Regions from separate parts of the Homo sapiens genome. Here all the other regions are linked to region 3. Evidence: chromatin contacts called from ENCODE Hi-C or POLR2A ChIA-PET data. All regions are on one chromosome and are shown on one strand. Each heading gives the region's core, a stretch centred on a gene start or an enhancer-like site at or near the end of the contact. The rest is flanking DNA. Distances are from core to core; before and after follow the strand shown. Region 1 holds the start of COX7A2L (cytochrome c oxidase subunit 7A2 like). Region 2 holds the start of HAAO (3-hydroxyanthranilate 3,4-dioxygenase). Region 3 has its middle 36 kb from the start of LINC01913. Region 4 holds the start of KCNG3 (potassium voltage-gated channel modifier subfamily G member 3).

Region 1 (6,350 bases), core at 2,451-4,950, 520 kb after region 3:
GCCCAGGCTGGTCTCAAACTCCTGGCCTCAAGCAATTCTCCTGCCCTGGCCTCCGGAAACACTGGGATTACCAGTGTGAGCCACCGCACCTGACCTCTATTTATTTCTAACGGTAAGCTAGACATCACCACCTACCTCCATGTCCTTCTGACACCTCACACTCATCATGTCCAAAATTCACTCCTAAGCCCATTCAGGAACACCCTGTCACTGTGAAAAGCACCAATTCACCAATCATGCTGAAGCCCTCCCTCCTCATCCCCAACATCTGTCTCATCTGAAAGGACAAACTACCACAACTCTGCATCAAGTTGCTCTGCAACTTCCTACTAGTGCCTCACAAAATTAAGTCCTTACATACTAGGCCCTTCATGATTTACCTCCATCCTCCACAGTCAAACTTACCTACCCAATGCTTCTCCTCCAGACCCCCTCCCTTCCTTCACTCTCACAGTTCCCTTTACCTAGAATACCATTCTGCCATCTTAATTGGGAGAGGAATTCCTAGATCACACAGTAAAATTACGTTTCCTTTTTTAACAAACTGCCAAACTGTTTTCCAAAGTGGCTGCGTCATTTTACCATTTCCACCACAAATGTAACATGTTTCGTTTCTCTACATCCTCACCAATACTTGTTATCATCTGTCTTTTTGATTCTAGGCATTCTGGTGGATACTAAATGGTACCTCATTGTGGTTGTGATTTGCTCTAATAACTGAAAATGTTAAACATCTTCATGTGCTTATTGGCCTCAATTTATTTTTGACGCAATTCAGAGAAAGGTAAGGAAGATGCCTTTCAACCAATGGAAAATGCCATCCCACCAACTGCTTGCTGTCAAGCTGACTTACAAATCTCTACCTGTGCAATTGTTACAGAACCACCTTTTCCATATTATGTTATTTAGTGCATGGCAAATTATTCACTTTACTTACTACTACAAATTACAAACATCTTCATCGTATGTTTCCAGGAAAGGAAAAAGCTGAAGTACTCCTAATTACCAAAGTCAGAGCACCTAGTTGGGAGGGCACCTGTCACAATCACTCAGAAATTTACAATTCATATAAAGCCTACACAGTATCACTTCTTTTCAACATAGTTTAAGAAATCTTTAAGTAACTAAGAAGTTCAAATTCTCAAGAGAAACACGATTCACGAGGAGAGGTACTAGAAATCTGAAAGCCCTATCTATATCAAACTCATCGCAAGGTAATCTCTGCTGAGCGCCCATTTTATTACAATATGCCAGTTTTTAGTCGAAAAATTTACTTTTTTCTTACTAAGCAACAAAACCTAGATTATGCTGAAGATATATTAAAAGAACATAAACCAAGTGTGGTGGTACACATCTGTAACCCCAGCCACTCAGGGGGCTGAGGTGACAGGACTGCCTGAGCCGGGGAGTTCGAGATCAGGCTGTGCAACACAGCAAGAACCTGTCTCAAAAAATATTTTAAAAAAATAAATAAAAGAACATCTACTACCACCAACAGAATAAACTGTGATATATTTATAAAATGAAATCCCACAGAAGAATAAGAGGATAAAAGGAATTAACTACTGATACGTACAACACGGACTAACCTCAAAAATATTTTTTGAGCAGCCAGACACGGCGGCTCACATCTGTAATTCCAACATTTTCAGAGGCAAAAGCAGGACGATTACTTGAGCTCAGGAGTGAGTCTACAGTGAACTGTGACTGTGCCATTGCACTCCAGCCTGGGTCAGAGCTGGTTCCATTTACATGAAGTTCAAAAAAAGGCAAAACTATCTATTTATGATGATAAAAGTCAGAATAAGAAGGTGGCAGGGATTGACAGAGGGTACAAGGGAACTTCCTGGGATGATGTAACATCTTGCATATTGAGGGAGGTGTGGTTATACAGTACATGGGTTTGTCCAAACTCATCAAACTGTAACATTTAATATCCATACACTGGAGAATACATTTCATAGAAGCAGATGATAGAAATGGCCATTTTCTCACATAATCTGTAAAAGAAGTGCAACACTGCTGACTATTCCTTCCTTACAAGTCATTACCAATTCGGTTTCAGTGAGACCACACTGGTTTCCCTTCTCATCCGGACTATTCTTTAAACACATTCTCCTTCTCCACCCTTCCCTCATGTTTCTATACTCTAACTATAATCCAACCTTTCTTCCCTACAAATTACCACCTATGGGCTGAAGACACCCAAGTTTATTAAACTCCATATTCAAAAATCTAGCTGCTACCAAGCATGACATATCACAAACTCAACATTTATAAACCCTAAACTCTTCCTTCCCGTTCCCACCGCAACTCCCCCACTAACCCCCGAAAAAAAAAAAAAAAACTTGCCCTTCTTATCTGAGATTAGAATCATCTGTTTTTGTTTTTAGAGACAGGGTCTCACTATGTTGCCCCAGGCTGATCTCAAACTCCTGGGCTCAAGCGACCCTCGGCCTCGGCCTTCCAAAGTGCTGTGATTTACAGGCGTGAGCCACGGTACCAGACCTGAAATCTTTCTTAAACATCTGCCTCTTGGGCAAGCTGCAGTGTCCCACAGAAAAAGGAAATGAAGCAACAGTAATGGAGTATCCTTTACACCTCATCTGGGCCCCTCACTACTGCAGTCTAACTGCGTATCTCACCGACACTTCCCACACTTCTCTAGAGGATTAGGAGGGAATATACTATCTCAGACAGCTTCTGGTGAACAGTTAACACTTATCCAGAACCAACCACCTGCCCAAACTGCTAGTCACTTGACACACTTCATTTAATGTGTACTAACGCCGCCCTGGATGAAACTGAGCTCACAATAAATTAAATAACTTGGCCAAGGTCACACAATTAAAGCGGAAAACGCCATGATTTGAAAAGGCACGTCTGGGGCTCTAAAATCCCTCATGTTTACCCCCAACACATGCTGGAGAGTCAAACTCCAATTGGTAGAATCTGCGTGAAATGGAATACTTTTCAGACAACCCAAACAACGAGCATCTGTCAAATATTTTACAATCGGGAAAGTGTAACCTCGCTGCATGCAACTTCCCTCCCTGGACGTGTTAAGTAACCTGTTAAATTTCCCAACCCAGATCATAGCCCCCCAACCCCCTGCACCATGGTTTCTCTAAACGCCTTTATAGCCCCGCGCTCTCTAATCTCGAGCTCAAGTGAGGCTGCCTATGGGGCTCTGGCAGATGACAAACGACAAGGAGGCCGAAAGCCAGATGTCTTCGAATTGAGGGAGAAGGCCGGACCTCTGACTCGGGTCACACTGGGGACCCCCACAAACCATCCCTTTTAGACAAGTGACCCCGGGGGTCACCTTGACCCCTGCAGTGAGCCAGACCAAACTTCCACGCCAGGCCAGCCCCCGCCAGGTGAGCAGGTACACAAAAAGAAGCCTCAGTGACCACCGTACGCTGGTGTGGAGAGGCCCCGGGAGGTGCAAGGAGAACAGAGACGAACTCGACCGCGGGCAGAAGCCTCCCCTGGCTCCAACGCCGCGACTGCCTGTCGCCGAGGCTAGGGCCGCCACTTCTCATGTCCGAGCTGGCCAGGCGCCACTCGTACCTGCGGGCTATAGGCCTCCGAAGCCCATGCTCCTGCCAACTTCTGCGTGAAGCCACTAAACTTGTAGTACATGACGCCCAGAGTCCGGCTTCCCGCATCCGCTGCCAACGCGACCGCCCCAGAGAAGGACCCCGCCTCCCCGGCTGTGGTCCCGAGACTCAGCGCAAGGACCCGGTGCTGGGACTAGGGCTGCCCGAAGATCGCCTAACTTAAAACCTGCACACTTAAGCCGCATTGGGGAACCAAAAGCCAGGGTTCTCAGGACCACGAAAGGCAAAACCAGCTCTAAGAGAGCACGCAAAGTCGCTGTGGCGGAGTCTGTAGGAAATATGAAGTTCCCTCTTTCCCCCATTCAGATTTGGGCAGTGCCACGACAACTCAAGAAATGCGCAAGCGCTCCACGGACTAAGCCCGGCGGACTAAGCCCGGCAGTGTCGGAGTCAGGTGGAGCATGCTTTAGGAGGGGCGGGCTCCAGGCGGGGCCTGGGGGGGAGAGGGCGGTGATTGGTGGGCGTGGTCTGGGTAGGGGCGGGGCTACATCGAAGCCGGTTGGGAATTCCACCATCCGAGAGAGTCTGTGCTGCGGAGCCACCGTCTGGTCGTCGGGTTGAAGGCGTCTCTTGCTTTACCGAACTTTAACTGATCGTAGTCTCATTTATTTCCTTCCGACCTAGAGCACCTCTTATCCAGAAGCCACCACCTGCTGTTGCTCAGTCTGCCCAGGAGTATAGACTTGTCGGCCAAGCTTCCCCTGGCAACCTGGGAGTTGAAGCAAATAAGAAAATTTGGAAGCACCTGCTGAAGGCTGTTTAGTACCCAGGGCTGTTGGGAGATTTGCCCCAATAATATAAAAGTAGCCTCCTGGGCTTTGTGCAGAGGAAATACACATGCAGAGTGATCTAAAGCTCAGGTACCAGGATGTAAATGTCACACGGTTTCTCAGAACTGGTTTTTATTCTCACCTGAGTTTTAAGGTCATTGATTATTCATCCTTTTCCTGGCCTCTGCTCTTTGCGATAAATGAGGTAGGGGGAGGGTGATCAGAAACACTTGTAAAATCTGGACCTTGAGCCTGAAAGATCTGGAACTACCACTTTCAGTTCTGGTAGTATTCGCTTCAGTTCAATTTAAATATGTCTGTTAAGCCTGTGCTGTGTGCAAGGTACTGTGTAAAAGGAGTATACTAGTTTCTTACTCTCCAGGGATGGACTCAGGCTTTTCTTAGCTTCATCATCTAACCATAGGTTTACACAAGCATATTCTAGATGCACTTATGAAATCATGTTGCAAATTGATGGATGATACTAACCTATATATAGCATTGCCCTAAACTCATTTAATCTTCACAACAATCCTATAAGGTAAATGCTATTATCATCTCCATTTTAGAATACAGGAAAATGACGCCTGGAGAAGCTAAGTAACTTGCTCAGGTCAGGGATAAGTGGCAGAGCTAGGCATTTGGCTCAAGACTTCCTACTGTTAAGCACTATGTTACAAATAAATAGATATGAAGCCATTCTGAAAAGAGGAGGATCAAGGCTGAGCATTCCAGGGTGAGGGTGTACACCAGCATCCTGGTTGCAGGCTTACGTTCAAGAGCCCCAAGTATTCAGCACCGCCAATATGTTGTAAAGGTTTCAGCGAATTCATGTAAGCCAGCCCAAAGTTGCCACTTTTACAAAGAGACACTGTGATATAATGGAAAGAACATGCAATTTGGGTTTATGTCCATATTTCTCCAAGGATAAGTGGTTTGGGACTAGTGATTTCCTTTTTTTTTTTTTTTTTTTTAAATTCTTTTTGAAACAGGGTCTCACTCTGTCCCAGGCTGGAGTACAGTGGTGTGATCTCGGCTCATTGCAGCCTTGACTTCCCAGGCTGAGGTGATTCTCCTACCTCAGTCTCCCGGGTAGCTGGAACCACAGATGCGCGCCACCACGCCTGGCTAATTTTTTGTATTTTTAGTAGAGATGGGGTTTCACCATGTTTCCCAGGCTAGTCTCAAACTCCTGGGCTCAAGTGATCTGCCAAACTCAAGACTCCCAAAATGCTGGGATTACAGGCATGAGCCACCGTGCCAGGCCCACCCCATGTTTTGATACTGAATAGATTCAGGAAGATTTTTCTACGACAAAAAGTTCGACTACCTCAAAAGAAAATGATCCATTGACATTAGCCTTCTTGAGTCCCAGGCGCTAGCAAATATTGAGTGAAAGAAAAAGCCTTTCATAGAGTTTAGATTGAAAAGAGAAATTAAATGATTTGGGACAGCTACTGTCTCCATCCCACTGACTTCTGGACATATTTTGGAAGAAGAAACGAAAGAATATTCTCTAACTTTTAGCAGCACTAAGGTGTACCAGCTTCTTTTATAAGGTGCCTGTCAACACTGGTTATTTTCTTAAAGTTCCTGCCATCTGATTTTAGATCCTGCAAGACATAAATTAAGAATCCTGAAAATGTTACAACAGCCAGGCTGTTCAGTGGGAGATAAAATGTCAGTAGCAGAGTGTGGGTTGGGATGTCACATGGAATGGCTGATCATGGGAAGATTTTGTCTCATTTCCCAAATAAAACACAGCACACTCTGACAGTACTAAGGCACCCTATTCTCATTCGTATTTGCATATCCCATCCAACATCAAAGACAATCTTTTTTTATCACGATCCCTTCAGGTTGTTCCCCACATTCTATTCTGAAGGGAAGTGACCACGACTCAGAGTAGAGAAGCTTGCCAATCACCAGGTGAACTGAGTGAGTGCAAATGCCAGTC
Region 2 (6,244 bases), core at 3,349-5,848, 950 kb after region 3:
AAGGAAGGGCCACCCTGCCCCAACTCCTCCTTCAGCTCCAGGCACCTCCCTACCATGCCTACCCCTCAGCCACTAGCTCCTCCTCCCTCAGCCCCTCGAACTCCCTCTGCCACCCACTCAGCCCAGCCCTCACCCACGGTGTTTTTGCACTTTGCCCCCGTCTGCGGGGGAGGATCTCATTTTGGAGACCAATTGAATCTGTCAAGTTTGTGGGGAGGGGACCAGGACGTCCCCCTTCACATGGCCAGCCCCTATATCCAGGGGGAGGATGCCCCATGGCTAAAACCTCTCACCCGCAGGGCATGGGTTGTTTCCTGGGGCTCCCCCAGCAGAGGTGCTAGCTGTGGAGGCGTCACTGCCTGACCACCAGCTTGGAGGCAGCAGTCGTGCCCTGTGATTTCAGCTGTGCCCCCTCCACTCATCAGCCACATGTCCACCCCTCTCCAGTCCATCATCTCTGGGCCTCGAGTGGGAAGCGCCCCCTCCCGCTAGGGCCAGGCTCCTTGCCCGCAGGCCTAGATCCAGGGAGACCAGTCAAACCTACCTCTTCACCCTCTTCGATGTGATAGTCCTTCCTGGTGTTGGGGCCTCCGATGAACATGACTTTGAGCTGCTCCTGGTGCCTGCAATGCGCAAAGTGGGGGAGACGTTCTAAACCATCTCCTAGGAGTGAAGAGAGCACGGGTCCCGTGGGGGCCAGGAGGGAGCCTGAGGGCCCCTGGGAGAGGAGCAGGGCTGTTTTGGCCTCACTGTCCCTGTTCCCCAACTCTCATCCCCGGTTCATGCCTGCGTGCATCTAAGTGTCTATGTGTCTGGGATCGTGTCTGTGTGTCTGTCTGTCATTGTTTGTGTGTCCCCCCACATCGTCTGACCCAACAAGGGAAATGATGTGGTGGTGAATCTATGGCTTCATCAACCAGGATCACAGGATCAAGATCTCGAATTACAGGAGAGTAGCAAATTGAAGACCCCTTCCCAGGATGGGGCAGTGTAGGGGCAAAACGACCTTGACCTGCCACTCACCCATGCTGTCTGACTATAGGACCCTGCACTCTCCCCTGGCTGGAGGCATGGCTCAGTGGATGCAGGAGACCGTGACATCTAGCAGGGGCCTCAGGCGGTGTCAAGTCAGTGTGGCATGTGTTTATAAGCACAGGCCCTGGGGCATGTTACTAACCTTATCTGTAAAATAGAGGAACAGTTCTTACCTCACAGAGTTTAAACAGAATACATGAATTAATATTTGGAAGCTCTCAGAATGGTGCCTAGCATATAGTAAGCACTATTTAAGTATTTGATAAAATAAATAAACCCGGCCGGGCGTGGTGGCTCATGCCTGTAATCCCAGCACTTTGAGAGGCAGAGGCGGATGTATTGCTTGAGGCCACTAGCCTGGCCAACATGGTGAAACCCTGTCTCTACTAAAAATACAAAAATTAGCCAGGCCTGGTGGTGGGCACCTGTAATCCCAGCTACCTGGGAGGCTGAAGCACGAGAATCGCTTGAACCTGAGAGGTGAGGTTGCAGTGAGCTGAGATTGCGCTACTGCACTCCAGCCTGGGTAACAGGGGGAGACTCTGTCTTAAATAAATAAATAAATAAATAAACTCAATACAACCCTCTCATTTTACAGCCGATTTAGCCAGCCAAGAGAGGGTCACAAAGCCAGGGAATGACTGAACCTGAGCCAGGTCTCAGGCTCCTTGACTCCCACGCTGGCGTTGGGTCTGTGGGGCATCTAGTCAGCTGTTTGGAACAAAAGGGTTCCCAAACTCCTCAGTCTTTCTGCTGTTGGTGTGGTGTTACCTTTTTATGCAAAAAATACCTCAGCACCTCCTGAGAACAGCCTGCCCCATCCCCACAGCAGGGTCCCCTTTCAGGGTGCAGACACTGGGGTGAATAAGCAGCAGAATGTGTCTGTGTAGGGCTTCAGGGTGTTCTCAGGTGGCCCTGCCACAGAGGGCAGGGGCAAGGGCTTTCCTCTGGGAAGGGGAGGCGCTGGGTCTGGGACCATTTGTACACACAGGGCACAGCAGCCTAGAGGCTGCCTGCATGGATGACGATGGTGTGGATGGCAGGGGAGGGGCTATGGGGGAGGTCTGAGCCCCCAAACTAGACTGGCAGGTCCTTTCTGAGTGTCCTGTCCTGTGGGCTGCTTTCCAGCCCAGCTGGGAGGCATGGAGGCAAGACGGAAGAGCCAGTCTCTTTCCTTTTCCTTCCCTTTTGGGAGGCTGGGCCCAATAAACCGGAAACACACGTGTGGACCTGATGTTTGGAAAGGTGGATGAGGTTGCAGGGCAGGAGAAGGCTGTCATGAACAGTCCATGCTTAAAGAACTTAAAGCTGCATAGAGCTTCAAGGAGGGGAGGGAAGCCGCAAGGAACTTGACTGGGGAAGAGTGTGCACAGGAGAGCTGGGTGCAGAGGCTCTGAGATTAGAAGCACTGGGGGTGAGCTTGGGGAACGATTGAGAAGGCTGGTCCAGGAGGGTGGACCAGCCATGGAGTCTGGTCTTGGCCTAAGGGGTGCTGGGGAACCTGGAAAGTTTGTTTTTTTTTTTTTTTTTTCAGATAGAGTCTTGCTTGCCACCCAGGCTGGAATGCAGTGGCACAACTTCGGCTCAGTGCAGCCTCCACCTCCCGGGTTCAAGCAATTCTCCTGCCTCGGCCTCCTGAGTAGCTGGGACTACAGGCGCGTGCCACCACGCCCAGGTAATTTTTGTATTTTTAGCAGAGACGGGGTTTCACCATGTTGGCCAGTCTGGTCTTGAACTCCTGACCCCAAATGATCCACCCACCTCAGCCTCCCAAAGTGCTGGGATTACAGGCATGAGCCACTGCGCCCGGCTTGAAAGTTGTTTTTTAAAATCAACTTCACTGAGATGTAATTTAGGTACATACAGACAATTCTTAAACAACTCCACTCAAGAATTCTTTCAACCCATCAGTCAGAATGCATAAACCAGACCTGCCCCTCCTCTGCCCAGAACTCTTCAGCAGCTTCTCACCTTGCTTGCTTCAGCAGCTTCTCACCTTGCTGAATAGTAACCCCTCCTGTAAAATTTATATGTTGAAGTCCTAACGCCCAGTACTGCAGAATGTGACCTTATTTGGAATAGGGTCCTTGAGATGTAGTTAGGTTAGGATGAGGTCATCCTGGAGTAGGGTGAGCCCCTGATCCAATATGTCTGGTGTTCTTTTAAAAGAGGGAAATTTGGACACAGACACACACACAAGGAGACTGCCTTGTGAAGACGAAGGTGGAGGTGGGCGTGGTACAGCAGAAGCAAGAATACCAATGATGCCAGCAAACCACCAAATGCTAGGGAGAGGCCCGGGCAGATGGACGCGAGACCTCAGGGGGAGCGAAGGGAGGACTGAGAAGGAGCGACTGCAGATGGGGATGAAGTGTTGGAAGGAGGCAAAGATGATGCTACATCTTTAATTGGGGGTGGGCAACAACAGTGATAGAAGAGATCTTTGGGGAGATATTGACTGTTGGCCATGTGGTATTGCATGGTAACCAAGAGTGTGCGTGGACTCTGGAGTCGAACTGCTCCGTGGGTTGAGTCTGGAGCCTATCGCACAGGCGCTCCGTGACACTAGAAAAGTTACTTATGAAAATCCCCCCTCACGGTGCTACTGTGAGAATGAGATGAGATGATGTAAAAACACTTGGCATAGTCCTGGGCCTGCTGTTTGCCTTGAGGTGCCACCCTACTGACCATGTCCTGTGGACACAGCAAAAATGGGGAATGTAAACCTTGATCTAGCTGGCATGTGGGGCCCCGCCATGGAACTGGGGGGATGAGGGAGGTGACCATACCACAGGGGAGGGCCTGAGAGGTCTGCCTGAGAAAGATGGCAGCTGGATGGCCAACCCTGTTGGGTGCTGCAGGCAGAGGCTACTGGCAGAGGTGGCCTAGGGAGGGTCTGGTGTGGTGTGTGTGTGTGTGTGTTCGTGCACACCTGCATAGAGGGGCCCTGAAAAAAGCAAGACATCAAGATCTTCCCAAAGGAGCGGATTCTCTGCCTCCCCCTTTGCCTGTGGCTTCTGGGACAGGGTTGGGGTGTATGATTTGGCTGCCCCCAGGCCTACATTCTAGTGCATTTCTGCCTTGAAAACCACCCTCCCCACACTTTTGAGTTTTCCCAAAATGCACAGTGTCACTTGGGGTTGGAGAATTGTTTCTCAGCCCTGGAAGGAGAGGTGCACCCTGTCATGTCATCTCCTACAGCCTGAGAACCAGCTCAGCCTTCTTCAGAAGTCAAGGCCACAGTCACAAGAAAGAGGAACAGACCGATGTGGTGGAACCGGAACAGCCTGTCTCCATCTTCCCCCAAGAACCAAGAGATTAAAGCGGTCCTTCTGCAAGCTTCTGGGTCCAGGAACTCGGAGCTGGAAGGTGAGGGCGCAGATGGAGGAGGGGGAGGAGGCGAGGGCAGGGGGCGGCCATGGGGGTGCTGGACTCACATGAGCTTGTTGCAGACCGGGGGCTGGAAGGAGCCCCGGTTCTCCTTCACCCAGGCCCTCACTCCCAGGCGGCGCTCCATGACTGTCCCGGGCGCCTCCTCGCAGCGCTGTCCTCCCGCCGTCGGAGGCCCGCAGCTCCGCCCAGCCGCCTTTTTAACCAGAATCCCAAGCTCACGAGGCGGAGCAAACCCCCGCGACCCCGTGGTGGGGGCTTGGGGCCCGCGGACTTTGCCCCCTGGTGGACTTTGGTCTGAGCCCGCCGCCCTCCGCGCCACTCCAGGCCCTGGCGAGCGCGGCGGCGGCAGCGCTGGGGAACGGCGTCCCGCGCCCTCTGCTTCTCCGCGGGGCAGGGGCTCGGTCCCCGCCACCGTCTCCGGGGCGCCCCACACACTGGCGCCTGCGGTGGGGCCTGCTCCCGGCGGAGGACAAAGAATCCAGACCCTTCCTGGACGCTTGTCCCCAGACGTTCCTTCCCTCTACGCCCCGAGGGGAATCCCAGGGAAGGTTCCCAGAAATACTACAGTGAGGAGATCGCGGGTTGGAAGTCCCAGCACCTGAGAACACGGTGCTGGCGCTGGGCTCAAGATTTGGCTTTCCCATCTGGAAAAGGGGAATGACTGCCCCGCCACTCAGGGCTGCGGCGCTCACCCAGCGGGAAGCCGCACGGCGGTCCCCGCAGGTCCCGATTCAAGGTGAGCCCCAGACCTGCTGCGTGCGGCCGGCAGACTCCGCCGCGGGCTCGGCGAGGGGAGCGGTGCAGGCGCCGAGCTGCGGAGCCCGGGCTCAGGGCAGGACCGCGAGCCCTCCCCACCTGAGGCCCAGCCGAGCGGCCGCTGTCCGCGCAGTGTCGCAGTGGACCCCGAGCCCCGTGCTGAACTCCTTAGGCGTCTTAGGAACATACTCAGTTCGCACGCAGCTATGGGAGGAATTTGGCAGATGTGGACACCGGCCTCAGTGTCCTAGCCCTCGGGAATCTCGGGGTGTTAATGATGACAGCCCCGTGTGAGAGACTCTAACAGTTATCCTGGGGGTGAGGGGCTGGGGCGCTGGGCCTGGGCGTGCATGTGTGAGGAAAGAGAAATCTGCGCGGGTGTGGAAGATGGAGAAGCCTGTCTTTCTGCAGGACTCAGAACTTTCTTAGGAAGTTTGGAGGGAGTGGGAGCTGACGGGTAGGGGAGGAGGAAAATGGCTCAGGCCCCTGACACCGGAATCCAGACTATAGAGTTTAAGAAACTAAACGCCTCTAAATCCTGCCCTCACAGCCCGCCTGGCCTGGGCTGGTTTTCTCAGCATTCCAGACATAAAGACTCCTCTAGTACAACTCAAAATCAAAACCCAGACGACAGGAAGCCGAATTCCCCACTGAGACCCTCCCGTTTCCTCTCTGACGCTCTTTTTTTTTTTTTCATTTTTCTCTCTCCTTTTTTTTAGTTATTTATCTAGCACAGTTTTAGCTGAGCACTTCTAGTGCAAAACTAGAATATCGTTTTGCACCCAAGTAACTCACACCACCTTCTTTATTTTTCTCATCTACAAGTAATCAGAGGAGACGTAAACAATGACACATGAAGCACTGAGGATCTGAGATGTGTTAAGTTTGCTTTGAGTGTTAGTTAAATGGAGGGATGGGTGAGTGGGTGGATGAAGGCATCAATGAATTCACACAAAAAGGAGAAAAAATTGATTTCAGCCCAACAGATGTTCCGTTACCATAGTGCAAAGGAAAGAATGATAGGTACTCTGTATTTTAACTGATGTGATCAAATAATGTG
Region 3 (6,461 bases), core at 1,564-4,063:
TTCAAATTTAAATCTGCCCAACACAAAAGCCCCATATTTTCCCACTAAAAATTATGCCTGTCTTCATTTTTAACTGAGAAATAACTCTACATATATCTTCAGAATGGAAGAATGTGGCCTCCAAAGTAACCAGGCTATAGTAACCGCACCAAAATTATTGCTGGATGATTAATTGGAGAGGGTGTCAGCTGTCCTACCCACTTACCTCCACAGTATGTGCTCAGCAGTACCAGCCTTAAACTTTGGGCTTCAATTACAAGGTCATTCATCCAAAGAAGAACCCTGGAATCCTGGGGCTGCCAAGATACATGAGACCACTGTACACAGGGCCTAAGCTCTAGCTAGAGTCCTCTCCTATAGGCCAGAAGAGAAGGAAATGGGTGGGGCAGATGATGGGAGGTGGTCAAACGTATGGTACAGCAGGGAGGCATCCAAAGAACCATGAAGGTCCTCACTGAACTGGGTCACTTGTGTGACTTGAAGGATAGACTTTTAATTAAGGACAGAAGAGAAGATAAGAACTACAAAATGGAAAAGAAAGGAAAGGTAGACTAACCCTTGCCAAACTCCCAAACTGTTAATTTGGTGATCTTAGGCACTCATCACTCTTGAAATATAAAAACAGATCAGATTTCTCCATGATTCTCGCAACATACGTTTGAGGAGGAATTATTTGTGATACTATGAATAACAACAAATAACTAGCAGTTATAGAGTACTTATTACGCACTACACACAAGAATCATATTCTATTTTCATTTTACTACAAAGAAATCAGTTCTCAGAAAATATAAGTGACTTGTCCAAGATCACACAGCCAGAGAGTGAATTCGTTTTAGCCAGAATTCAAGTCTCCAAGTCTGTCCAGTAATCTTCCCATGACTCAGAAACACTCCAGACTTCCCTGCTCCCAACCAATCACCCAACCACCGCTACACACTTCACCATCATTGGTCCCAACCCAGGCTCACCCTAGAGTATATGCTGACTTATGTCCTTTGATTTCAAACCCCTGAAACCCTTGTCTTCATCAGTACATGTCCTTCTATGTACACTGCCCTCAGAATACTGTTGAACACTACAGCCAACTTAAAAGATACTCTAATAAACCAATTCTACTCCAATAAGTTAATCATTATAATGTTATGCTTTCGTCAGGTGCCAACGGGGCTTAAGAAAACAGTGCCTAAAAGAATAATGTAAACTGTGGGCAAGAGTGTGATATAGAGATTTTCCAAGTCCTATGTTCATACGTGTGAGTGTGATAGGTTTACAGACTAACTCCAGACAAAGCAAGCCACTATTCCTCTTTCAGAAGGGCCAACTCAGGCTGAAGTAGCCTATTGCCTGGGGGAGGAAGAAGGGAAATAATAATCATTATTCCCTTCCTCATAAATGATATGAATAATAGGGGCCAACATTTACTGATTGCTTTGTATTGGGTATTTTATCAGTACCACAATTAAACCACAATTCCATGAAGTAGGTGTTATTGTTAGTCTCATTTCCAGATGAGGAAACTGCGACAGGGAGGCTATGTAATCTCACCATGCTAGTGCTATGCAGGCTTGGGACTCAACAGGTATTCTTTCAAACGGCAAAATTCTCATTCTTTTTGTTTTTTTCTTTTTTTTTTTTTTTGAGACAAGGTCTCACTCTGTCACCCAGGCTATAGTGCTGTGGTGCAATCTCATCTCATTGCAGCCTCGACCTCCCAGGCTCAAGTGATCCTCCCACCTCAGCCACCCAAGTAGCTGGGACTACAGGCACACATCACACGTCTAGATAATTTTATTTTTTGTAGAGAGAGGGTCACACTATGTTTCCCAGGCTGCTCTCAAACTCTTGGACTCAAGCAATCCTCCTGCCTCAGCCTCACAAAATGCTGAGATTATAGGTGTGAGTCACGGCACTGACCCAGAATGCTCACTCTTAACCAGTGCACTGATCCCCACCAGTTATTGCTTATCGTGTACCTATTATGCGCATGGCACTGTGCGAACCTTAAACATATTAATTTCATTGAAACCTCATGGCAAGCCTTGGAGATAGGTATTATCATTATCCCCATCTGACAGATGAGGCTCAGGAAAGAAAGGAAACTGAGTTAATGTGGAGCTGGAACCGACGACACGCATTCTGACTAAGAGCTCTCTTATTCAGCACGACTGATTCCTATTCAAGTTTAGGTATTTCTCTTTCTACTTCATTTAGGTTAAAAGGCTTTCCTCTCCAGGAGCCTGGCAAGCCAAGCCCGCCCTCTGCGGGGCAACAGCACGAGGCATTACCCCTACAGACCACTTGGCGGCGCCGTCCGTCCTGAGTTGGAGAGAACGGTGGGCAAGTAGGGCTCCTTCCGCACGCTGCACGGTTCTTCTCCGGGCCCGCCCCCTTCCAGCAACAGCCAATCAGAAACTCGCTGACAGCGCTAGGCTCTCCACGGTAATGGCCGTGGATGATAATTGGCTAAGTCTCTTAAGGGACGTCTGGTTTCCGGGGACGCAGTGATAAGCGCAGAACGGGAGGTCTCTGAAGCAAGATGGGGCTCCAGACATAATCTTTACCTGAATAAGTCCCAACGCTGGGAGTGTCAGCCCGATCCTCCTACGGTGGAAAAGGCGGCAGCCAATTGCTACAGTCCCTTTAGGCTTTTCTCTCCCGCCAATCCTCACTCTGCCCTACGGGAGGGTTCTTGGCCGCTTCAGCTCGGTTTGCTGCTTACCAACCCCGCGGCCCAAGGGGAGCACGGCTCCCTGGCCCGATGCCCCCGGGGTATGCAGAAGGGCCCAGCCGGGACAGCAGCCACTGCATTTCTTTGGCTTGCGCTGCAGTCCGGATGGAGCTCGGTTCTGACCCAGAACATGAGATCGGGTTCTCATTAATTCAGCCCAGGGCCTTGCACACGCGCCCCGCCCCTGCTTGAAGTGGCTCACCCCGGACTTTCAGGATCTCACACGAAGTGCTTCGCTTTCCCCTGCAGGGATGGTACTCTCTGAGCGCCCTTGGAACTTTGTAAATAGCTGCATTGCAGCACTTCTCCATTGTTTTATTTCACGCATATTGGACTCAGGGTAGAGACCATATCTTAAACGTCTTTGCTTTGAGCAAGATATTTAAACTCTCTGTGCAGCATTTTTCTCAACTGTAAAGTGGGGATAGTAGTACCTCTTGCATAAAGTTGTGCGCACTAATACATGTAAAGCGCTTAGAAGACGGTCTTGCACACAGCAGATGATCAGAAAATGTTAGCCACTTGTTATTCCTACAATGCCTAGCACAAACACATCATAAATACTCTACAGTGCTTAGAATCAGTTTCATATATTTGTTCTTGGAGGTTTAAATCTCAGCTTTGTCAGAACTGCTCCAAGAAGGAAACGGTAAATATATATACACATGGCTGTAAATGTGTCCGAGTGCTTCAACATGCAGTGGCAGTTGAGAACAGCAGGGAGCCTGGGTTCAAGTTCTGACTGCAGCTGAACAGCCGAATGACCAATAGAAAATTAACTAAAACTTAACTCCTCAGCTGGGGAATGGAGATGATCATAATAATATCTACTTCATCGGGTTGTGGTGCTTGCATTCTTATCCCACTTTCACTTTGGGAGCTAGTACAAGAATGTAATGACACAGTATAGTATTTCTACCTTATATGTGTCTCCCACTTTAACTTTTGCAAAGCACATTCATATATTATCTCATTTAATACTCACAGCAACCCTGTGAAGCTCAGAGCACTTCCTGGTTGGAATCCTACAACATGTCCATGGTGAGCTGCAGCTCGGTTTCTTTGAGTGCAATTTCAATGTCAGTGCCATTGCTCTGCATCAGGACTGAACCAGTGACCACCTGGGTCTCAGATAAGCAGAAGGATTTGCATCCTAGATTTTCAAGCCAGTTGTTCTATTTTTTTTATTTCTGATTACAGCAGAAAGACGTAGTTACATTATCTTTTAAAATGTGAACAAAACAAAGTGCAAGGTCTGGTCGACCTTCACACACACTCCCCAGAGGCAGCCACTGTCATCCATTGAGTGTGGCATCTTCCTAACCTCCTGGGTATGGTTTCATGCATGTACCTGTGGCGGGGAGAAAGCTAGGTTTTTTTGTTGTTGTTCTTTTGCATAAACATGATTGTATTTTAAAATTTATTCTACAACTTGTTTTCTTCAATTAACAGTACATCTCAAAGATCTTTTTATGTCTGTATCCTTATTTCTTTTTAACTATTGCAGTCTTTTATACCTGAACTCATTTAACCATTCTCTTGTTGTTAATTCTAATTTTTAAAGCCAAGTTTTTCTTAATCCCCCTCAAGTCCCAATTTTGTTGTAGCTGGTTAGATTCTGAACAGCCTCTGGGCCTAAAGATTCAAGTCACCAGGAAATGAAATCCTTATGGTCAAGAGTTCCACCTAGCTCCATATTCTTCCCATACTACAAGCCCAAAGCCCTGGCAAGCTGTGAAACTGGAGTCCCTCCTCCCAAGAGGAAAGAGTGGGAAAGAGGATGCCCACATAGGGCCAAAATGGGCTGATGACGACTTTACTCCTCAGAACATTGCTCAGAGCTGAGGACATCTCTGTAACTTTAAAAGCCTCCTAATTCCCTCCAAGAATCTGCATGGCTGAGATCCCTTCTGAAGAGGTGAAGCTGGTGAAACTTTCTCTTCCTTGAGGCCCTGGTGACCCTCATGACTCAGTCCTTCCCCAGGCCCACCCCTCACTTCCAACACCCACAAGTATCTCCCAGGGTTGAAACCTCTACTTCAGAACGCAGACTTGGAATTGAATTGCAGGGAAATGGTGGGCACATCCTGTGGGTACTTGTGAAACACATGGACCTCAGATCCTCAGATAACCCTAAAAGAAATGATGTGGGCTGGCCACGGACTGGTCTAGGGACAGTGTCACTTCAGGCAAAATGAGAGGTAGAGAATCAGGGTAGAAATCAGCAGATTACAGGCACAATTCCACAAGGGAATGTGCTGACTTCGTGACCCTTAACTCCATGCCCTTTCTACCCAGCTCCAAAAGGAATTCACTTGCCTTTTCTCCAGCTACAACTAAAGAGTCTGTGGAAGGAGAAATAGGTAAAAGTCTCATCCCATGAATTTCAGACACATCTCTGGCGCACCCAGCATTTTGTACATTAGCCAAAAAGCACATATTCCTAGTTGAATACAATCACACACATATAACACAAATGGAGTCATGTTCACAATCAGGACACCAAACTGAATCTATGTTGAAGATGTTCTGTATTCTAACACCCAACAGAATAATGCACTGGAGCCATACCGGACAAACAACTTACAAAAATGGATCTCAGACTGGAAAATACATTTGAAAAAAATGCAATCTCACTAGTCATAAAAAAACATACAAAATTTTAAACCGGGATTTTATTTTTCACCTATAAAATTGTCATGTTACAAATTATAATATGCATTTCTTTTTTTTTTAAGAGGAAGTTTCGCTCTTGTTGCCCAGGCTGGAGTATGAATATGGCTTATGACATACTTAAGAATGACAAAAATTGCTCTGTCCTCTGTTGCTGGTGGTGGAATAAATTAGTTAAAGCCTTTTGGAAAAATAATTTGGCAATATGTATCCAAATCTCCTTAACCCAGCAATTTAATTTCTGAAAATCTAGTTAAATGAATAATTTCAAAGATTTTTGCATCAAGAAAACCTGGAAGCCAATATCCAACTTCAATATTCAAAAATAGGAAAATGGTTAAATGAATATCGACACTGTAAAGATGTGTAATAACATGGAAAATATGTATGATGGGGCATTGAATAAAGAAAATAAGATTCAAAAGAAACAGTTTGATATTATTACAACTACGTTGAAACCCGTATTGTATACACACACAAACCCACACACAAATGATTTCGTTTACTCCTTTCAACAATCAGTGAGGAAACTGAGACACAGGAGGGTTCAGGAACTGGCAGCTGGCCACATAGCGAGTGGTAGAGCCAAGTTTTATGCCCATGTTCTTCCCAAAATACCACAAAAGCAACCACTAACTGTGAACAATGCTTGTTGAACTTGCAATCTGAAAGCTCCTATTTACATGTTTTAAGCCCATGAAGAGATTTTATAACTCAAGTAATGCTACTCCATGAGATCTCAAAGAGCACTTTTATCTCATCCAACTAGTCCTGCTCCAGGAAGAAGCCTCCAGAAGTCAAGTCAGGCTTCAGAAGCAAACAGAAGAATCTGGTGTGTTGCTGACGGAACTCCCAGGGAATCCACCCATCTTTGGGCAGAAGGCCCTTGCAAAATTACTTAGTAGGCCAACTTCAGTGATTTACACACAACCTGTGATGGTTAATACAGGTTCAATCAAATCAACTTGATTTGATTGAAGGATGCAAAGTATTGATCCTGGGTGTGTCTGTGAGGGTGATGCCAAAGAAGATGAACATTTGAGTCAGTGGACTGGGG
Region 4 (6,410 bases), core at 1,670-4,169, 650 kb after region 3:
GTATCTAGGAAACAGCTCTGACTTGAATAATTATACACATACATAAAATACATATACACAAATAAGCATTACTTTTCTCCCTTCACTTCTTTTGCAGTCTCCCTCTTTTCCATCTCTGTCTTCCCTTTTTTGTTTCTTGTGTTTCTCTCCCTAAAATTACTATGCATTTCTCTCATTTCTTTACAAATGCTTTACATTAATGATCTCCATATGGCCCTTTCCCTCTCCCAAAACACCCTCCCTCCCCCTAAGATTATATTTGAGGTATTTTACTGGTTTTGCTCATATACTGGTTCAGTCAACTCCCTCATTATCTGCACTAATAATAATTCAATTCTCCTGTTTCCTTTGCTAATGTAGCTCAAACCTTCACTAACCTTAGAATTCTACAGTTACTGGAGAATCAAAATTCCAAGTCCATTTTCCTAAAGCCCTCCTTAAAAAAAAAAGGCATTTATGTATTTAGGTAAATAAATTAATTTCATTGTATTGTTGGAGAACCAAATAAGTAACTCTTATCTGTAAATTCAAAACTGTTAGAACCTAATTCACTAAACAAAATGAGTTTCCTAATGAATTTCCTTTCAAAGCATGTATCTTCGATTTCAAGCCAAGAAGAAATAATAGACTCCGTGGCACTAGACAATTTTATTTACTTCTTAGATTTATATAAAAATCCTTACTCCCTACAGGAAGAATATTATGTAGAAGTAATCCACTGCAATAGCAAGGCCGCCGTTCCGAACATGTACATGCCTATCAGTAAAACATGACAGGGCACAACCTTAAATTTAAAAAATGAATGGAAGGAGGATCTTAAGACAGTGTCAAACAGATAAACTATAATATGCAGTTTGGGTTTTGTGCCCCAAAAGGCTGTCTTCTTTGAAAGTCCATCCTTAGTCTGCTTATTCCTCCCACTGAATATGCTCACTTGTACTAAAAACAGGAAAGTGCTATCACCACTTCAAGGTAAGACAGTCTAAGAAAAGACTGCAATATTTTCCCATTCATCCTAGTAAAGTAGAAAAAAAAATTTACCCAAATACTGTTTTCTGGATTTAGGACAGTTTAGATTTTTCTTTGTTCTCAAGGTAATGGTTTTTTCCCTTCCCATATCATAGACCCTCTGAAAGTCGCAGTGTGAATCTTTGCTACCAAACGGTGGACAAGAGGTTTGCTAACTCCATACTTTGTAGGAAAAGGGGGAAGAAAAGGGCACAGACATCCATTATTTAGAGTCTATCGATAAATTAACCTGCTTTATAATATAACGATTCCATTACAGCACATAGTATGCCGGGGGCAGAGTGTATAGAATGTGTGGAGAGTGCACATTTCACCATAACAAGAATCCATCTTTCCAAACACTACCAAAAATTGGCAAATAATTCAAACTGCGCTTAGTTCAAGGCTTAATTGTTGAACCCTAACAATAAAAGTTCAGAAAAATGTAATTAGCAGGTTGCTCTCTGCGCAAAAGTAAACTACAAAGAGGGGACATTTGTCTATCTCTACACGCCCCTCCCCATGCCTGAGGATTTCGCCCTCAAGAGGTGCGTCTAGTGTAAGGGCCAGACCCCGCTGGTGCCCCGGACAACGGGGTAGGAGTGGGGACCGACCGGTCCCGTAGTTGGCCGCGCCTGGGCCTCGCTGGGCGCGCACCCCGCTGGCTCGGTCGCCCGGAGGCGGACAGGACGGAGACGGGACGTATGGACGGGACGGACAGACGCGACAGGACGGACGGGACGGGTAGAGAAGCAGTGCGTCCTACCCGGAGGGCTCCCTCCCAGGGCCGGCGGAGTACCTGCTCCGGTCATCCAGGCTGCGGTTGTCGGCGGCTGCGTTGCGCCAGTCGGGCAACGTGCTGGCGCACAGCACCACCATGGACACGATCACGAACACCACCGACACGCTAGCCAGGATCTGCGCGGCCAGCGACGACGTGGGCTCCTCGAAGGTCCGCCGCATGCGCTCCAGCCAGCGCCTGGAGGGAGCCGCCTCGGCCCCGCCGGGGCGCGCCTCGTCGCGGCCCAGCACGCCCGGCTCGTCGGCCGAGTAGAAGGTGTAGGTGTCGGACATGCGGTCGTCGAGGCGGCGCTGGCAGCAGTACTCGAGGTGCGCGCCCTCCAGGCCCCAGTAGATCATCTCGTTGTAGAAGGAGAGCTCGCACATCCGCGGCGCGAAGCGCAGCTTGCCGTGGCCGCGCACGTAGAGCAGGATGAAGCCGAAGGCCTCCGAGTGCCGGTCGAAGAAGTACTCGTTGCGCTCGCGGTCGTAGTCGTCGCACACCTCGAGCACGTCGCGCTCGGAGCGGCAGCCGTGCAGCCGGCTCACGCGGCGCAGCGGGAAGTCCTTCAGCAGCTCCCGGGACAGCGAATACCGGGCGCCGCCCACGTTCAGCACCACCGAGGCCGCCCCGCTGCGCCCGAAGGTCATGGCTGGCCGCCCGGGGGACTTTCGGCCCGAGGGCCCCGCTGCAGCCCCCCACCCCAAGCCGCCACGCGGGGCCTGCCTGCCCGTGGCTGACGGGGGAGCGCGCCGTCGGGGCCCGCGCTCCCTCGGGGCTCCGCTCCTGCCCTCCGCTGGCCCGGGGGTCCCTGGGCTCGAGTATCTCCGGCGCTGCTAGTAGCGCGCCCTCCGCCCGGCGGTACCTGCGGGTGGCCGGGGAGTCCTCGCCGGCGCCAGCGCTGAGCCCCACCGGCTGGGAACGCGGCTGTGTCCGCGCCGCCGACCCTCGCGCCCGAGGGCTGCGCACACCGAGGCCGCGGTGCCCTCTCCCAAGCCGCGGGGCCGACCCCCTGAGGGCTGCGGGCGCCGAATGGAGCCGCCGGGGCGGAATAGCTCCCCGTCTCCGGCGCTCCCTGCGGCCGCGAATCCGGCGGCCGCCCCGCCGCCGTCCAGAGGCGAGAGGCAAAGTGAGCGGGTTCGGAGGCGGCGAAGAGCCGGCTCGCGGCGGCGGGGGCGGGGCCTCTGTGCAGTCCTCCTCCTCGCCCGCCGGCTCCGCGCGCGCCGCTCACCTCCCTCCGCGCCGCCCTCCGCTTCCCGCCCGCGCCCGCACCTCCCCGGCTTGCTCGGGCTGGGATTCCCGGGCGCCCCGCCCTGGACCTCGGGCTCCCCGCCTCGTGACGCCGTCCTCCCCCTCCGCTCCGGCCCGTAGTGGCGGGGAGGGGTCCGCAGGGCGGGGGAGCGGGGAGCCCAGCGCCGGGATGCCTGCTCCCGCGTCCTGCCCTGGGCCATCGGGATGAATTGGGCAGTCCCCAGGGCCCCTTTTAACAGCCCTGGTTCAAAGCCCAGTGTGGACTCGGGTGCGGGGACAGACGGCGTTTGGAGAGCTTTTTCCAGAAACTGTCCGGAGCCCAGCTCGGGTTCTGACATCGCCCCTAAGGATTTCTCAGGGAAGGCATCCCAGCCACGGCTTTTCCTGCCGACTTTGCTCTTCCTACCGCCGCGCGGGGCGACCCACGTACCGCGTGCTCAGAGGGCGGCTACACGCCCCATCCCCCAGCCTCGGTGCCGCCTGCCAGCCCGCGGAGGGAAGCGGTCCCCGACCCGGCCCCGGCCCCCACGTTCTGGGGCGCGAGTCCTGAGAAGGCGCCTAACGTGTAGCGCGCCTGGACCCTCTCGAGATGCTGCCCTTAGAGTGGGATGAAAGTCTGGGGAGGAACGCCTTGTCACCGGCAAAAACAGCCTTTCTCTTGGTCTTCGTCTGCATCCTCCTTTTCAAAATATCTTGATTTCCCCCGCGCACCCCTGACCCGGCTGCAGCACCGGCCCTCCGAGCGGGAAGAGCCCCGTGAAGGCTCCGCAGAGCGATCTACCCCGCGCTCTTGTCCGTGCCCAGAAAGCGGGTTCCACTTGGCAGGGATTATTTTAAACTGCTACCAGCAATTCATTCACCTGACACCCGACACCGGCAGCCCAGCCCGCCGGAGGCGAGACAGGTGAGTTGTAAGGCGAACCGTGTTAGATGCAAAACAAATACTAGAAGAAAAAAATAAGGGTGGGGTAGGGTGAGATGCGGTCATCTGACCACAGGGTAACCTGGCTGGTTAAAGGGAAGAGTTTTTCATTGCCCTCTACTTTTCGTAATTTTGTAGGATTGTCCGGTGCCCGCTAGAGGTCGCCAAACGGAGTCCTTTTGCGCTGGTTCTTAAGTGGATTCCTAGTGAAAAGGCAGACAACTGAAAATGTGAGTGCTGTCTTTTAAGTAAAATCACTCTCGGTGGCTTCTTAAAGAATGAAAATCTCTGTGAGTTGTTTATCCCCAGACTTGGATAATTTATCTTAAGAGCACTAAATGTGATTAAAAGCTCAAAAACAGGAGTTATTTGCTACTTTAGTATCTACTAAATAGTTTGCTATTCAGTATCTATTTTGCTATTTAGTGTCTACTGGGTAGATACTGCTACTTTGCTGTTTAGTATCTACTAAGTAGATATTAAACAAGAAAAATATCTGTAAGAAAGTGAGTTTCAAGACAGAATTGGAGGTGCTGATGGCCATGAGTTGGCACAGAGAAAGGGCAAAACATTCCTAGTAGCAAAATCTCGAATGTGGAGGTTTAAAGTCTGTGAAGAAGTATAATGCACTTGCCCACTGAAACAATGGGGATCTCAACTGCAGCATTTAAATTGGATCCCATAAGCAATGGAATCCCTGGAGGTTTCCATAGCAGAAATGGCTTGATGAAAGCTTTATTTCAGGAAGATGCCTTTGCACTTTGGGTCATTCTAAGGAGAAGGTCATTTCGCAACCCAGGAATGGGATCCCCAACCCCGTGTCTGTGAAGATGAAGAAGGGTCTGTTCTGAGAAACGCTGAGACCAAGAACTTTGCAGGTCTTGAAGATGGATTTGTTGTAGGACGTGAGGATGGGGAAAAGTTTGCAGATGTGAGCCAGAGATGAGCCTGGCTTGATACCAAGAGCCAATTCATCAGGAAGCCGTTAAAAAATACTTTCTAGAAGCATCACAAGCAATAGAAGACAGAACTATAGTGCCGATTGTTTGCTCTAACATTATTGTAGGGTTTATTTCCTGTGTTCTCTCCGTAGAATCCTTCTACTGTCTGTTGATTGAACCAGTTGAAGAAATATCTCATTTTAAATTACATTTGAGCTTAGAAAACAAATTAATTTGATGACAATACAATGTGTGCCTCCTAGGTATATTTTCATGCGATTTCTTAGAGAGATAGGCTTAAATCATTTCATTTGTTTCAAGAGTAATATTTTTATTTGATTTTAATATCATCAACCACTGCTGCAGCAGCAATACCCAAATCGTTTTCTTAAACAAAGAAAACAGTGATGCAGAAATGATAGGCTTGTCTCAATATAATCTGGTTTAGAGAGCATTCTTAAAGCCAATTCTATTCTTTGTACTTTGAGAAGATAATGTTGAGAAGTATTACATCCAGATTCTCTCCTAGACTCGGGATGGTATTTAGGGTCTTCATATCTAAATCTTTAGAATGCATTACAATTTAAAGGTAGAATTTTAGAGTTTGAAAGAACCTAGAGGTTTTCTAGTTTCAGAACCTAGGAAAAAAAAAAAAAAAAAAAAGCAAATTACTCCCATTTTTTCCTCCCCTCCGAAGTTACAAAGCTTCAGAGATGTGGCTGTAACTAGCCCGAGCATTCCCAGCAGCAGCATCCTGGCAGAGGCTAGAATCAGGTTTTCTCATGTCAAACTCTGCTCACTCTGTTTCCAGGGCCTGGATTGCTGCCACAACCTTCTACCTCATCTCTTTGCACTCCAGTTCTTTCCTATCTCTATGAATTCTGAATAAGGCCACCACAGAGCTCTTCCTTCCATCCATTTTCATCAGGGCATTCCCAAATTCAAAAACCTGAAAGGTGGCTGGGTGTGGTGGCTCACGCCTGTAATCTCAGCACTTTGGAAGGCCGAGGCAGGCAGATCACCCAAGTTCAGGAGTTCGAGACCAGCTTGGCCAACATGGTGAAACCCGTTTCTACTAAAAATTCAAAAAATTAGCCAGGCATGGTGGTGCACACCTGTAATCCCAGCTACTGGGGAGGCTGAGGCAGGAGAATCGCTTGAACCTGGGAGGCAGAGGTTGCAGTGAGCTGAGATTGTGCCATTGGACTCCAGCCTGGGCTACAAGAGCAAAACTCCTCTTGAAACTAGAGGTTTTCAAAAAAAAACAAAACAAACAAAACCTAAAAGGAGTATATAAAAGTAGATAATTAGAAATTGTCCATACAATAAAGTCCAAATTGGCCAGGCGCGGTGGCTCATGCCTGTAATCCCAGCACTTTGGGAGGCCGAGGCAGGTGGATCATGAGGTCAGGAGTTCGAGAGCAGCCTGGCCAAGATGGTGAAACCCCGTCCCTACTAAAAATACAAAAATTAGCTGGGCGTGGTGGTGCGCCCCTGTAATCCCAGC

Evidence for each region. A loop is a pair of places that touch in the nucleus more often than their neighbours do. ChIA-PET counts read pairs that join two places held with the same protein, here RNA polymerase II (POLR2A). Pooled maps may share reads with other maps.
Region 1: a loop to region 3 is called in a map of dorsolateral prefrontal cortex, with 15 times the contacts of the local background. The contact joins the promoter of COX7A2L here to the enhancer-like site in region 3. A Hi-C loop is called at or near these places in 18 of 168 maps with a recorded cell type or tissue (B cell, CD4-positive, alpha-beta T cell, CD4-positive, alpha-beta memory T cell and 10 more), 6 of 37 single-sample maps with no recorded cell type and 26 of 50 pooled maps. POLR2A ChIA-PET finds 5 or more read pairs at or near these places in 2 of 52 experiments (CD4-positive, alpha-beta memory T cell and activated naive CD4-positive, alpha-beta T cell).
Region 2: a loop to region 3 is called in a pooled map, with 2.6 times the contacts of the local background. The contact joins the promoter of HAAO here to the enhancer-like site in region 3. A Hi-C loop is called at or near these places in 3 of 168 maps with a recorded cell type or tissue (CD4-positive, alpha-beta T cell, CD8-positive, alpha-beta T cell and PC-9), 1 of 37 single-sample maps with no recorded cell type and 3 of 50 pooled maps. POLR2A ChIA-PET finds 5 or more read pairs at or near these places in 1 of 52 experiments (GM12878).
Region 4: a loop to region 3 is called in a map of naive thymus-derived CD4-positive, alpha-beta T cell, with 21 times the contacts of the local background. The contact joins the promoter of KCNG3 here to the enhancer-like site in region 3. A Hi-C loop is called at or near these places in 6 of 168 maps with a recorded cell type or tissue (CD4-positive, alpha-beta T cell, CD8-positive, alpha-beta T cell, IMR-90 and 2 more) and 12 of 50 pooled maps. POLR2A ChIA-PET finds 5 or more read pairs at or near these places in 2 of 52 experiments (Caco-2 and H1).

What each region holds. Positions count from the first base shown.
Region 1 is chr2:42,357,517-42,363,866 of GRCh38, forward strand. It overlaps COX7A2L (cytochrome c oxidase subunit 7A2 like), which reads right to left and starts at 3,701. Exons shown (of 3, transcript NM_004718.4): 1 at 3,574-3,701. The coding sequence starts at 3,645. RefSeq lists enhancers at 2,874-3,618, 3,392-3,711, 3,619-4,362, 3,732-3,791, 4,352-4,441 and 1 more and a silencer at 3,992-4,161.
Region 2 is chr2:42,787,985-42,794,228 of GRCh38, forward strand. It overlaps HAAO (3-hydroxyanthranilate 3,4-dioxygenase), which reads right to left and starts at 4,599. Exons shown (of 10, transcript NM_012205.3): 1 at 4,473-4,599; 2 at 545-623. The coding sequence starts at 4,552. RefSeq lists silencers at 4,446-4,885, 5,066-5,165, 5,246-5,335.
Region 3 is chr2:41,838,543-41,845,003 of GRCh38, forward strand. No RefSeq gene overlaps it. Among named protein-coding and RNA genes, the nearest start is that of LINC01913, 36 kb to the right of the region's middle. Within about 2 kb of position 2,814, at least 19 of the 41 ENCODE cell types and tissues checked have a DNase peak (open chromatin) inside an H3K27ac peak, as active enhancers do; they include ascending aorta, dorsolateral prefrontal cortex, gastrocnemius medialis and 3 more, where a contact is called at or near this core.
Region 4 is chr2:42,491,063-42,497,472 of GRCh38, forward strand. It overlaps KCNG3 (potassium voltage-gated channel modifier subfamily G member 3), which reads right to left and starts at 2,920. Exons shown (of 2, transcript NM_133329.6): 1 at 1,775-2,920. The coding sequence starts at 2,439. It also overlaps a transcript of MTA3 not described here. RefSeq lists enhancers at 1,107-1,864, 1,865-2,622, 3,947-4,241 and silencers at 2,703-2,792, 2,973-3,022, 3,113-3,192.